Linked DNA regions of Homo sapiens: regions 1 and 2 are each linked to region 3. Evidence: chromatin contacts called from ENCODE Hi-C data. All regions are on one chromosome and are shown on one strand. The core of a region is the stretch at or near the end of the contact, and the rest is flanking DNA. Distances in the headings are between cores, read along the strand shown.

What was found. A loop is a pair of places that touch in the nucleus more often than their neighbours do. Pooled maps may share reads with other maps.
Region 1: a map of B cell shows a loop between it and region 3 (23-fold over the local background). The contact joins the promoter of C9orf85 here to the promoter of VPS13A in region 3. A Hi-C loop is called at or near these places in 3 of 168 maps with a recorded cell type or tissue (B cell, CD8-positive, alpha-beta T cell and naive thymus-derived CD4-positive, alpha-beta T cell) and 9 of 50 pooled maps.
Region 2: a loop to region 3 is called in a map of naive thymus-derived CD4-positive, alpha-beta T cell, with 11 times the contacts of the local background. The contact joins the promoter of CEMIP2 here to the promoter of VPS13A in region 3. A Hi-C loop is called at or near these places in 1 of 168 maps with a recorded cell type or tissue (naive thymus-derived CD4-positive, alpha-beta T cell), 1 of 37 single-sample maps with no recorded cell type and 9 of 50 pooled maps.

What each region holds. Positions count from the first base shown.
Region 1 is chr9:71,909,669-71,913,832 of GRCh38, reverse strand. C9orf85 (chromosome 9 open reading frame 85) reads right to left here and starts at 2,194. Exons shown (of 4, transcript NM_182505.5): 1 at 1,997-2,194. The coding sequence starts at 2,098. It overlaps ABHD17B (abhydrolase domain containing 17B, depalmitoylase), which reads left to right and starts at 2,640. Exons shown (of 4, transcript NM_001025780.3): 1 at 2,640-3,199. RefSeq lists enhancers at 1,927-1,986, 1,997-2,046, 2,117-2,426 and a silencer at 2,877-3,116.
Region 2 is chr9:71,765,732-71,769,855 of GRCh38, reverse strand. CEMIP2 (cell migration inducing hyaluronidase 2) reads left to right here and starts at 1,343. Exons shown (of 24, transcript NM_013390.3): 1 at 1,343-1,499. RefSeq lists enhancers at 322-1,003, 1,004-1,685 and a silencer at 579-1,248.
Region 3 is chr9:77,175,497-77,179,675 of GRCh38, reverse strand. It overlaps VPS13A (vacuolar protein sorting 13 homolog A), which reads right to left and starts at 2,142. Exons shown (of 72, transcript NM_033305.3): 1 at 1,872-2,142. The coding sequence starts at 1,971. It overlaps VPS13A-AS1 (VPS13A antisense RNA 1), which reads left to right and starts at 1,759. Exons shown (of 2, transcript NR_026668.2): 1 at 1,759-2,049; 2 at 2,770-2,920. RefSeq lists silencers at 977-1,146, 2,129-2,423, 2,185-2,514 and an enhancer at 2,129-2,423.

The DNA.
Region 1 (4,164 bases), core at 945-3,444, 5.3 Mb after region 3:
AACATTTAGGACCAGAATGACATAGTTATTAGATAACACCAAGAAAATGCACAATGAAAAGTACAAGTAGGAGAAGCTACACTATAGTTAAATACTCATTAAAACTGCTTTTTACGAAAACAGACATGAAAAACAATCAAAAGCAAATGTTTGTGCACAACCTTAGGGTAAGAATACACAAGACGCAGACATCTATTTGGAATAGTGCAGCTTTTTATTTTTATTCTGGTTTACCTATTGATAATGGGAGCAAACTTGGGAAAGTCTTCCCAAATGTTGCTTCAGGTTTTCATTCTGAAAAACCTCTCAACCTAAGTGGGGGAAAGGAGAGCACTTAATTTAAAATATTCTTCCTTATTCTCCCTTACTGAGCTGTGTTGCCCTTCACCAATATTTATCATAATTTGTATTTACTTATCTTTCTGCTTTCTTTTTGCCCATATCACCTAGAAACTATAAACTCCGTGAAGGGAGAGTCAGCTCTTTTGAACACGGTATACCTATGAACACAGGGCCTTGCACACGGAAGGTGCTTATTAAATATTTGTAGAATAAGCAAAGAAAGAAAGAGGAAAGGAAAAGGAGATCACAGGTTACCAAAAACAGATGACTTTGCTTTCCCAATCAATGTCGGGAAATTAATCACTTATTGAACACTTACTATGACCTAGGCCATTTATGCATAATCATATAGTTTCGCCTCCCAACAATCCTGACAAATTTGCATTTGAGACCAAAGTAAGGCTCAGAGAAATTAAATATTATACAACTCACTCAAGCCGCACACCTAGTAAATTTGAGCTCCATAACTTTTGTGAATATTAGGTTTATCTGAGTGATGCTGGCCCCTAATATGCCCCTGTTGTCAATGATTTTCTCTCCATACAGCTATGGAGACAGGGAGAGAGATTCACAGCAAAGAGCAAATTAGTAGTTTTTTGTTTTTGTTTTTTGAGACGGAGTCTTGCTCTGTCGCCCAGGAGTGCAGTGATGTGATCTCAGCTCACTGCAACCACCGCCTCCAGGGTTCAAGCGATTCCCCTGCCTCAGCCTCCCGAGTAGCTGGGATTACCGGCACCCGTCACCACGTCGGCTAATTTTTGTATTTTTAGCAGATTGGGAGTTTCGCCATGTTGGCCAGGTCGTTCTCGAACTTCTGACCTCAGGTGATCCGCCCACCACCTCGGCCTCCCAAAGTGCTGAGATTACAAGCGCCCGCCACCACGCCCGGCTAATTTTTGTATTTTTAGTACAGATGGAGTTTCGCCATGTTGACCAGGTCGTTCTCGAACTCCTGACCTCAGGTGATCCACCCGCTTCGGCCTCCCAAAGTGCTGGGATTACAGCACTTTGAGCCACGGCGCCCGGCCTGCAAATTAGTACTTATATACAACCCAAGTCCTCTGGCTATCTAGACAGTCTGAATTTTTTAGCAGGACTTTACAGAAGTCCTGCTAAAGATAAACAGCAAAACAAGTATTTTTACATTAACCAAATATTTTTATCTTCAAAACAATTGTTACAAAACAGAAATTTCACACAATACTAGTGAGGACAGCCTAAGACAGCTTAATCATTCACATTTCCTCTATGGGCTTGGGGTTTTTGGAAAAAAAAATCGTAGCTGCATAAACTTGGTGTAAAATTTGAAAAAGCCACTCATGCCACAATCCTCGTTTCCCTCTGCTAATGTGATCCAGATGGGAACGCTGAACGACGTAACTGCCCCATCTGCACCTTAGATTTCATTAGGGTCCTGTTCACTCTGTGCAATTAGTTAAGTGTGCTGACCATCAAATATTTACCAGGAGACAACATGTCCAGGTCAAAGAAAGGGCGTGAGAATAACATTTTAGAAAGAGTTGCACTGCAGCCAAGACTAACTCTGGGCTGCGGTCCACACTCGCCCCAGCCGACTCCTCTCATTTCCTCTCTCCCCTCTCCAGTGAGCCATTCCTTCCTGGAGTCAAAGACGGTGCAACAGGCAGGTTCCTACCTTGGTCTGCACACTTTTATCGAACTTGTCATTTTTGAAGCTAAACGTATTCTGGTGCTTCTGAGGTCTGGAACGAGCCACGTTGCCTTTCTGGGAGCTCATCGCCGAAATCAAAGCCACCCCTCGCCGGGAGCAGGCAAAAGGATGAGGGGAAAGAAAACCAACGAACTACTCCCAGGAATTGACGCTTCTGTCAATGACCCGGAAGAAACAAACGCAGCCTTTCCGCCCCGGCTCTGGGTCAGCCCACGTGACTCTTCTGGGAGGTCAAAGAGCATCGCTCTGCCCTCCCTGCTGTTAAGCCAAGCCACTCCACGCGGCGCAGCCTCGACCCCTCCGGCTCCGCGCAGCCTCTTTCTCAAACCCGGAGAACAAGTCCCACTTTCTTCGAAATGAGAATTCCCCCATTGGCCCGAATGTGTAGTCCATCAAATCAAAGGGGCGGGGAACCTTTGTTCCTATTGGTTCTTCTTTTCCGCAATCCCCGCCTCCTGCTGAGCGAGCTCAGCCTCTCCTTGAGCTCAGAGCGCCTCCCACCCTGCCGGGCGGCCTCTGATTGGTGGAAGTGAGGCAAGGCTGGGCTCCGTCTCTCCCCCCGCCCGCTAGTAGGCTGGAGCCGGGGTCAGCTTTGGCACCTTCCTCCAGTCAGTGGCCAACTCCTGGCTCAGTGGGGATTGTGCTCGTCCCCTCCGTTCCCCTCCAGTCTTCCTCCCGCTACCGGAACGAGCCTCGCGCTTGGCAGGCTGAGGAGGAGCAAAGAAAGCAGGATTAAAGAGAAGGAAGACCTGGCTAGGTCTGGGTGGCGTCTGCAGTGCCAGAAAGGGAGGCGGTGGCGGCGGCGGCTGCGACCACGGCCGCGCGGGACGTGAGGCCCGAGAGCAACCGACGGGCAGCGGCGGCCGCTCCAGCGCCCCGCACCGGGGCCGTTAGTCAGCAGAACGCGAGCTCTTGTGGAGGAGCAGGGCCGGCGCGAGGCGAGACTCGGGAGCGTGAGCGGGGCCCCTGGGGCGCCGCCGTCCTTCTTCGCCCCGGCGCCGGGGGCTGTAGCCCTGGTCCCCGCTCCTCTGTCGGGCCAGTCTGCAGGCGGAGAGAGTCGGACGGCGCCCGGAGCGCGGATCTCGCCTTGTGGAGGACAGCGCGTCGGCTGCGGTTCTCTCTCGACCCCTTCTGCCCGGCGCTTCGGCCCGGGCCGCTCAGGTGCAGGTGCGTGCGGCCTCGGGGTTTGGGGACGCCGCAGCCCGGCTCGGGGAGGGGGCGCTAGGCCGGGAGCCGCAGCGCGGGAGGGACGAGCCCGGGCCGGCGGGGGGAGGGGAGCGGGAAGCGTCTTTGTTGTTGGCGACCGGGATCCCTTCTCGGCACAGGGGAAAGGCGGGGAAGCCACTCCTCATCGGGTCTGTGTTTTTGAGAGGATTCTCTGATGGTTGCGTGAAGGGGAGCGGTAGGACAGTCCCTGCGGTCCGTGGAGCGGCCGGAGTCAGGGGGTGGGGGAGGGAGGACCGACCGACACTCTAAGAAGGTCTTTGGTCCTCCTCGGTGAAGAGAAGGGTTCCATTTCATTTCCTTTGCTTTTCTCTCAGTGGATGAAAAGATGGGGTCAGGTTCCCATTCCCCTCACTGGCGCACTGAGAGATTCGCGGGTGCCTAAAAGCTTTCTCCTGAATGTCCTTATATCTCTGTCGGGCGCGATTTTAGATTGAATCTGCACGGGGCTTGGCGATTTGTGTATTCCGGTGGGGCTGTCGTAGGGTTCTTTTTCTTTAGATGGTTGGGCTTTAATCTTATTTGTTTTCGAACTCTAAGGTAGGCTTATCAGGAATCGTTTTTGAATTGGAAAATTTAAAGGTTTTGTTTGGGATTTTTTTTAACCCCGAAACAAAGTTATGTCAAATTAGATTGTACTGTGTGGGGGCTCTCGTGAAGGAAAGAGTGTATTTAACCTGGGGTTTTTGTTTAAAAAAAAAAAAAGTTCAGATCTTTGATCTTTGGTGAGATCTCTGCCAATGCCAGAAGAGAATTTTTTGTAAATGATGCTTTAAGTCAGTGTGAAGTAGATTTGGTAAGCAAAAGGATGAATAACGGAATACAGAGGGTGACCTTTAAATTTCGCTGTTTATGAAATGTGTTCCTGTTTAATACTTTTTGTGATATATGATGCTTGATCTATAGAT
Region 2 (4,124 bases), core at 94-2,593, 5.4 Mb after region 3:
ACTATCCTACCTTGTATATTATTCACTGAAAGAGTTTCCTGGAGGGAAAACTTCCAATTCCAATTAAATCGAGGATGACGACGGCCCGGATTTGGCAGTCCTGCAGCTGTCACTAGCTCGGGACCTCGTGCGTCTGAGTGATCCAGCCCGGGCCGCGCCCTCACCCAGAGCCAAGGCTGTGAGAGCAGCTCCAGCGAGGGGGCAGGGTGGCGGCGGCAGGGCTGCTTCAGGGCCGGTGCCGGTGTCCTCAGAGCGGCGTTTTGGCACTGGGGTGGGCCGGGGCGTGGCTTTCGGCGCCACCTCTGCAAGCGGCCGCCACTCCAGAGTGGCGCAGGTAGGGGGCGTGGGAAGACCTAAGTATATTTATTCCGGCCTGCGAGCGGGATGCTGGGGTTGCTCCAAGGGACCAGAAGAGCTGCCCTGTGTCCCAGAGCAGGCTGGTTCTTCTGACAGCGCTGAGAACCTGGCGCTCGCGCCTGGCCAGGTAGGGGCTGTGACTGGACGCTCAGAACATTTGTGGGAGTGTGGAAATCTCTTTACGGGTGATGGGGCTCAAAGTCTGACGCAGCCGAGGGTTGATGGGGTGCAGTCACGCTCAGCCAGGGGACTTTGGGGGCGCAGTGTCAGGCTCAGCCAGGGAGTGACAGGCGCAGTACCAGCCTTATCTGGGGGTGCTGGAGGCACAGGCTCCGGTTCGGCCAGGCGGGTGTGCGCGCCCAGGAAGGGTAGGAGCCTGCAGCCGCAGCGGGGGGCGCTGGCTGGGGCTCTGCCCCGCCGGCAGTGCGCTCGGGCGCTGTTCCAGCGCGCGGCAGCGAGTGGCGCTGAGCCTCCGCTTTCGCAGCTCGCGGGGAGCGGGGCCGGCGGGAGGGGCCGGGCGGGGCCACCGCCTCCTCTGATGGCAGGCTCCTCCTCTCCCTCCGCCTCCCTCGCTCTCCACCGCCCGCCCGCCCGCCCGCCCAATCCACAGTTCCCGGCCCAGCCGAGCCGGGCTGCTTGTCTGGCCGGCGGAGGCTGAGCGCGACCCTAGCAAGCCGCGGCGCCCGCCGACCAGGGACAAGAGCGACTCCTGGGACCCCACTCTGCCCCGCGCCGCCGCCTCCTCCCCTGTTGTCGCGGGGACGCTCAGGCCCGCGCCGCCCGGGCCACGATTCTCCTCCTCTTTCTCCCGGAGGGGAAGGAACGGAGAAAGCCGAGCGGCGGCTCCGGGAGAGAGCGAGCCGAGGCCCCTGCCCCCGAGGCTCGGGGCAGGAGGAGGAGGAGGAGGAGGAGGCGGAGGCGGAGGGAAGTGCGCGTCACTCTCGGGAGGAGAGTATTTCACCTCCAGGCAGAGGCTGCGGCTGCCAGTTGAGTACGAGCGGCAGCTGCGGGCGCCGGCAATCGAGTGGCTTCCTGGCCATGGAGAGGAGATCTGGACCCGAGGACGCCAGGGACTCCTCTCCGTCTCCCTGGACCGCTGTGTAGGCACCTGAGTTAACGGACGCTAAGCGGGGTAGGGGAAGGTAAGAAGCGACTCGGTCACCCGCCCCCCCACCCCGCTCCACCTCGTTTGCTGCCCTCGGGGGCCACTGCGGGGACGCAGACCCGGGTCTCGCCCACCTTTTCTGCTCCCGGCGGCCTGGCCGGCTCCGGCGTTGGGCATTTCTGCCGAAAAGGAAAACGTCCTCCCGCCCTTCCCCCGTGCGCCTCCTTTCCCGGTTTCATCTCTGGATTGGGACTGACCCGACTCCCCAGGAGTCAGTCCTCTCTTCTTAAGAAAGGGTCCTCGGGAACGGTGTCTTGATTTCTTTCTCTCCACTCTCTCTTTTCATTACGTTTACGGGGAAGGGAACAATGGACCTTTCAAAGTCGGTGCGAACAGCCTTAAACTTTCTGGAGAGGGATGGGGTGAGGGGATAAACCCCACAGTAAGCCGATTACAGTGAAAGGTTGATGGAATGTGCTTTGCAGTCCGGGCTTCAGTGCGCGCGCGCTTGTGCGTTTGGGGTCATCTTTGTCTCCTTACAATTCCCCTGGGTTGGTGGGTCCTCCGCCCTCCGCCCCCTGCCTCTCTGTTAGCTGAGGTAAGGTGAGGCTTTAAAATCGTGTACAGCTTCCTTTAAATCTGGGGAATAGCCTTAGCCCTGGACCCTATTCCCAGCTTTTCTCTGCAGAGTTGGGAGATCCTGGTAAAGGAGGGGGGCCCTCTCTGTGAGGACCCAGAGTGCTGCTGTTAATAGCACTAGTGGCTACACCCTTAGCGATAAAACCAAGGTCCTGAATTCCCTGGATGCTCTCTGCTGAGGGTTGATGAGTGTCACCAGACTTCGACCTGGAGCGGAAACAGCTCACTTGAATTCTCCGCAGGTTAGGAAAACAGACTTTGATATATATCTCCTTTTATCAGCAGTTGGGATTAAGGATAGACTGCCTAATAATTTTTAAAACTTTCATTGTGCACATGAGCTACTCACTGCCTTGAGTTCACTCCCCTTGATTCAGTGTGACAGAGTGATGCGCTGCTGCACAGTTGCATGTATTGAGATGTGCTGCTCTTCCCGGTAAAAAGTGAGAAGAATTTAGAGAGAGGGGAAAGGGTAGAGGCTTCACCTGAGCTGAGGGAGGCCTGACTCCCCAGAGCAGCCAGGCAAATCTGTTGGAAATGGCTCAGTGTTAAAAAAACACCTTTAAAATGGTTAGCCTTATCTTTCTTTGGTTGGCTAGAATGGAGCTACTAATGCTTATTTGACCCTTGAAGGACGCTTGTTCTTTTCAGAATTGGTCTGGGTATCATACTGTGGTTGTGGGTCTGATTACCTATACAAAGGGTTCTTTTTAGTTTGCATTTCTGGGCAAAGCAGAAGAATGTGTAGTAGGCATGTCCTCTGCTTAGTAAACATTGGGTAGCACTTTAGAGTGCTTTTCTCTTCACACCGAAATGACTTCCCCCAGCTTCTGTGTACCTGCATTAGAGGATCAGTTTGGGCGGAACTGGAAATCTGTCTTCTGGCTTTCTGTTCAGTCCTCCTGACGCTGTTTTTTTCTGATGTATGTGTGCTTAAAGGCTCAGAAAACTAAGATTAGAAGCGAATTCTGAGTCATCACCTGTTCTTATTAACCTGTGAATGAGATAGTGAGCTGAGGACTCTCCTGTGTGTGGACAGGGAAATAGAATCTGTAAATTCTTACATGGTGTTTATCTGGATATTCTGTGTCACAGTTAATTATTTGAGTAGTCTCCTTCCTTGATCTAGTCTGTAACCAGTGACTTTTCAGAAATGTCAGATTCATAACAGGAAACCAGAATGGGGCAACACTTCAGTCATGTTCTAATAGGCCTAATCAATGCTGTCCTCAAACAGCTATCAAGAAAAGACAAGCTGGAGGGTAATGTAGTCTTGTGGGCCATTATCTTGAAGTTGACAGGGTACTGCTTAGAGCTACATGCTTTGGGCAAGTTTCTGAAATTGAGAAAGACAAGCCACATTTTAGAAAGAGGAAACTTAGGCCGGGCACAATTGGCTCACGCCTGTAATCCCAGCACTTTGGGAGGCCGAGGCAGGTGGATCACCTGAGGTCGGGAGTTTGAGACCAGCCTGGCCAACATGGTAAAACCCTATCTCTACTAAAAATACAAAAAAAAATTAGCCAGGTGTGGTGGTGCACGCCTGTAATCCCAGCTACTCGGGAGGCTGAGGAAGGAGAATCGCTTGCACCTGGGAGGTGGAGGTTGCAGTGAGCCGAGATCGTGCCACTACACTCCAACCTAGGTGATGGGAACGAGACTCCATCTGAAAAAAAAAAAAAGAAAAAAAAGAAGAAACAATAATCACTACCAAATTCATGGTCTTAGACTCACATGGAGTGCTGTATGTAAATGTGTGCATTGTGATGTGTGCTCTAAAATATGTATGAGCATTGCATCATTCACCCACCCACCATCCATTCAGCTAGCACTTATTAATCACCTATTGTGGTCCAGACCCTCTGGAAGCAATTGCAACACCTGCTTTGTGGAGCATTCATGTTGGTAAAGAGAAGGAGTTGAAGTGGTTGCAACCCGGGAGGCCACAGGGATTGAAGATACCTGTGTCACTTGCAACTAGAGAGATGACAATCTCTGCTATTGAAGAAATGAGCCTAGCCCC
Region 3 (4,179 bases), core at 893-3,392:
TTTAAAACCACTCTTAGGTATTTATCCAAGAGAAATAACAATTATGTTCACACAAACACCCGTACGTGAATGTTTATGACGGCTTTATTTATAACCTCCAAAAACTGAAATATTCTTCAACCAGCAAACAGATAAATACTTACAGTCAGGCGGGCGCAGTGGCTCACGCCTGTAATCCCAGCACTTTGGGAGGCAGAGGCAGGCGGATTACTTGAGGTCAGGAGTTTGAGACCAGCCTGGCCAACATTGCAAAACCCCCTCTCTACTAAAAATTAGCCGGGCGTGGTGGCGGGGTGAGATCAACTGCAAAGGAGCAGCTGAGAGAATTCGGGAGGCTTGATGAACCTTTTATGTGCCATTATTGTGGTGGTGCATACATGCCTCTTAGCATTTGTCAAGACAGAACTGTATCACAAGAGTGAATTTTACTGCATGTAAATTTTAAACAAATAAATAAGTTGATTAATCACACTCTAGACAAACCTCCACCCTGAATGTGGAAGCAAGACTCCACTACAGATCAAAGTTCACCTCAAGTATTCTTAAGGCTTCCTTCTGAGGTACATGGGAGACAAATTTTATTTTCACTTTGCAACTAAGAAGCAGCATAAACAGACTGCAAGTTTCTTGTACTAATCAAACAGGCTGAGCAGCTATCACTATATCCCTAGCTTTTGTAGTCCACTCACTCTCCATCATGATACTAGGTCCCCACGGTAGTAACATTCTTTAAAATCAAACTAAACTACCTGTTTACATTATCTCATAAACGAGAAGAGTCAAGGTAAGTATTTTAGAAGAAGACTGGAAGTGTGTGCACAGACAAGAATAAATTACTTTAAATATATATTTAAACACACACACTTCACACACAAAATTAACCCTCACTTTGGCCTGGGAAATTCATTTCACAAAGGAGTCTAATTTCTAGCGGGTGTTTAAAATAAACAAGCGCATAATGCAAAAACAGATGGAAACACTAAAAATGAGGCTCTCACTAAGGCAGAATACCACACTAAACGGACACAAGGAAAGCTCGGTCCTTCACCACCTAGGCAGCGTAGGGCCCTGTTCAGCCCGGTCTTTTGCAGGTCTGAGACGTTGCACCGCACGCCCTGGTTTTTCTTTAAAATTCGGCAATTCACTCTGACCCACATATCCTAAAGTCTTGAAAATGTTACACATTCCTAGGTCAGGCTGTTAACTGCAACCACACAAGCAACTGTTTGAGTTACTTTGCACTTGAGTTTCCTTTTTGTTATCCGCCGAACCCAGGCGAGAGAGAGCCGGCGTCCGGGTCCTAGGGCCGGAAGGGGGAGAGCAGAAAGCACCACGGGTGAAGCCAGGAATTGAGGCTGGGGAAGCAAGGAAGCGGGCGTCCCCGGTCACAGCGCCCTGCCTTCACGTGCGAGGCAGCATGCAACACGCGGGGGATTTCTGGGGCCTTCGTCATAAACCCAGGGGGGCAAAGGACAGGGATGGGACCCAGCCCAGGAAGGCGTCGTCTCGCCTCCTCGCCCCGCGCGGCTAAAGCCGGACCGTGCGGGGCCAGGGGTAGAGAACGGCCCCTCGCCGGGACTTGAACGCCAGACCCACGGAGCCCACGGCAAGTCCGCTCCGCTCGGAAAATATAGACCTTTTCATCCCGCACTCATGACCCTCTCCTTTCCCCCAAAATATAAACAACTCGAGGGCGGAGGCCAGGGAACTGCCGCCCGGCTTTACGTAACTTGACCCACAGGCGGGCGGCGGCAGGTGGCTGCACCCGGCGAGCAAGGTGCTCGAAGCCCCGAGAACGCAGGACGCCGCTCGGGCAGCGAGACGGCCGGGAAGCACGAGAGGCCGGGGAGCGGCGGCGGCGGCCTCCTTACCTTTCCAGATGCCCAGAGAGAGCTGGGACGTGTCCAAGTCCACCACATAGTCCCCCAAGAACCGGTTCAACACGTCCACGACCACCGACTCGAAAACCATGTTCCTCAGCCGTGGTGGGCACGGCAGCCGGCCCGTGCGCTCCTCCTCCCGCCGCCTTCCCCACGCCCCTCCCTCGAGGTAATTCGGTTCACCGGCTCCGGGGCGGCTTCAGCTGCGGCGCCCCCGCTGGCCCAACGCGCAGCCCTAGCGAGCCCAGCGAGAGACGGAGGCGGTCGCTCTCACGACGCGTGCGCAAGTCTGCGCGCGGCTGGAGGCGGAGCGCGGCGCAGACCTGGGCGCGCAGCCCTGAGAGGGAGGAAAGGCGGCTGCGCGGCCGCGGCTCTGGAGGGTGCCCTTTTCGCGCCGAGCCCGGCTCCTCTTTCCTGTCGGCCCCGCCTCCTCCCCATCGCCTGGCAACGGGACACCGGTCTGGAGCTACCGGATTTTTTCCGACCCCGCCCCCTCCTGCAGATCAGCGTCCCCAGCGGCCCCCCAGGGCGGGGCGGTTACGCCCGACGGGAACGCCCCTCCCCCTAGAAGGTGGTGGCCGCTTCCACGCGTATGACAGGGCTCGCCCCTGAGTAAGGGTGGGCGGATCCCAGCCCCGTCGCCAGAAGCTTCAAGGGGGCTGTCCCAGGGAGCATCTCCCCTCATCATTACAGGGTGGGAGGGTCCAGCCAGCCTGGGTGTCTTGGTGCCTGTAACCTCCCCGCCTGGTCCTCCGACCGCCTGGCTCTCAGGAGGAGTTAACTTCCTGCTGCGAGTCGAGGATGGAGTTACATAGTCCCTGCCCTGCATCTGAGATGAGCACCCATTTTTGGTCAAGTCATTTATACGGAGCTGTCTTTCATTCCAAAGAGTAACACGCTTCCCTGCAGATAAGAGTTGGAGTCAGCCGGTCTGGAAACTGCTGAACACCCTCCAAGAAATACTGGGAGTGCTGGACCCTTGACCCCTATGCCTCCACCGAACCACTGACCTAAAATAAATTACAATTACAGATCTTTCGACCTGTTTGGTCTTACTTAGAAGTAATCCCAAAGGCCTGAGGTCACAGAGATGCTAAATGTGAGGTTTAGAGAACTGTAATTAATCATCTGCAGGACCGAAAAAGTGTACATTGAGCGTTTTCTCTTTACACGTTAAATGAATAATGATGGATTTCTATTAATTCCTGTGTCATTTTACTACTTTTTGTGCATAGTCACCGACTTTTCAAAATTAAATGTTTAGGGTGTGCCTTTGCAAGTAGAATGCCTGACAAAAACTGTAAGTTTTTACCTGAGTTTATGAATGTTTTTCATATAATTTTATATTTGAAGGACCTTTATGAGGTCTCCAACCTCCTAGTCTTAAATATAATGAAGCTGAAGTGTTAGGGATGTGTGCAAGGTCATACAACCAATGTTCTGTGGAAGAACTGGAACTTGGCCCTTCTGATTGGCTACCACCCCACCTGCTTCTCTCTCATTCAGCTAACAGTCTGCTTCAGAATACCTGCACGGAGAAACGAATAGAGGCTAAAATGCCTAGGAAGGGGAAGAGCTCTACATAATGAGGCATTTTGCCATTGCACTATTAATAAGAAGCCAGATACACAGTAGCTGCAAAATTCCGCTGTTATATCTAGCGCTGCAAATTCAAAGTTACAAGAATTTCCAGAACTCCAAAAATCCATCTTAAGTATCTTGCAAACGTTTTCATATTAGTTTTCTACGATCTAGGAAAATTTTGTGGAAGTGAGGAAGGGGAAGGGATGTTGCTGAAAAGTTAGAGGTATAAGCATAAAGCAATGAAAAAAAATTCTGCTGAGGAAGAGTTAGAAATAAGTGGATGCATATTGTAACCGAATTCTTATCTAGTGTTAGATGTATATGAACATGCTTTGTAAATACTAAAAGACAACATTTTGCATTCAGTCTTTGCATTGCTTAATCCATCTAAGGAAGTTTGTAAGCAAAAATATATTAACATCATCATGTAAAAGGTATGCTCATTAAACCATTAAACCAAATTTCTGTTGTACCTTGAAAAATAAGCCCAATGACTACCATAAAAACTCGAGTTTCAAATTAGGAAGTATGTCAGTGTATGTTATTCTTTCTCTAGATCACAATTAAAATGCTATACTTCATTGTTTGATCAAATGGAAAAACAAAAGAGGGGGAGAGCATCTGAATGACCCCAAACTGCAATATCATCTAACTTTACAATAAATCTCTAACTTTGCAAGTAGGACTTGCAGTTTTATGTATACCTTCCATGCCA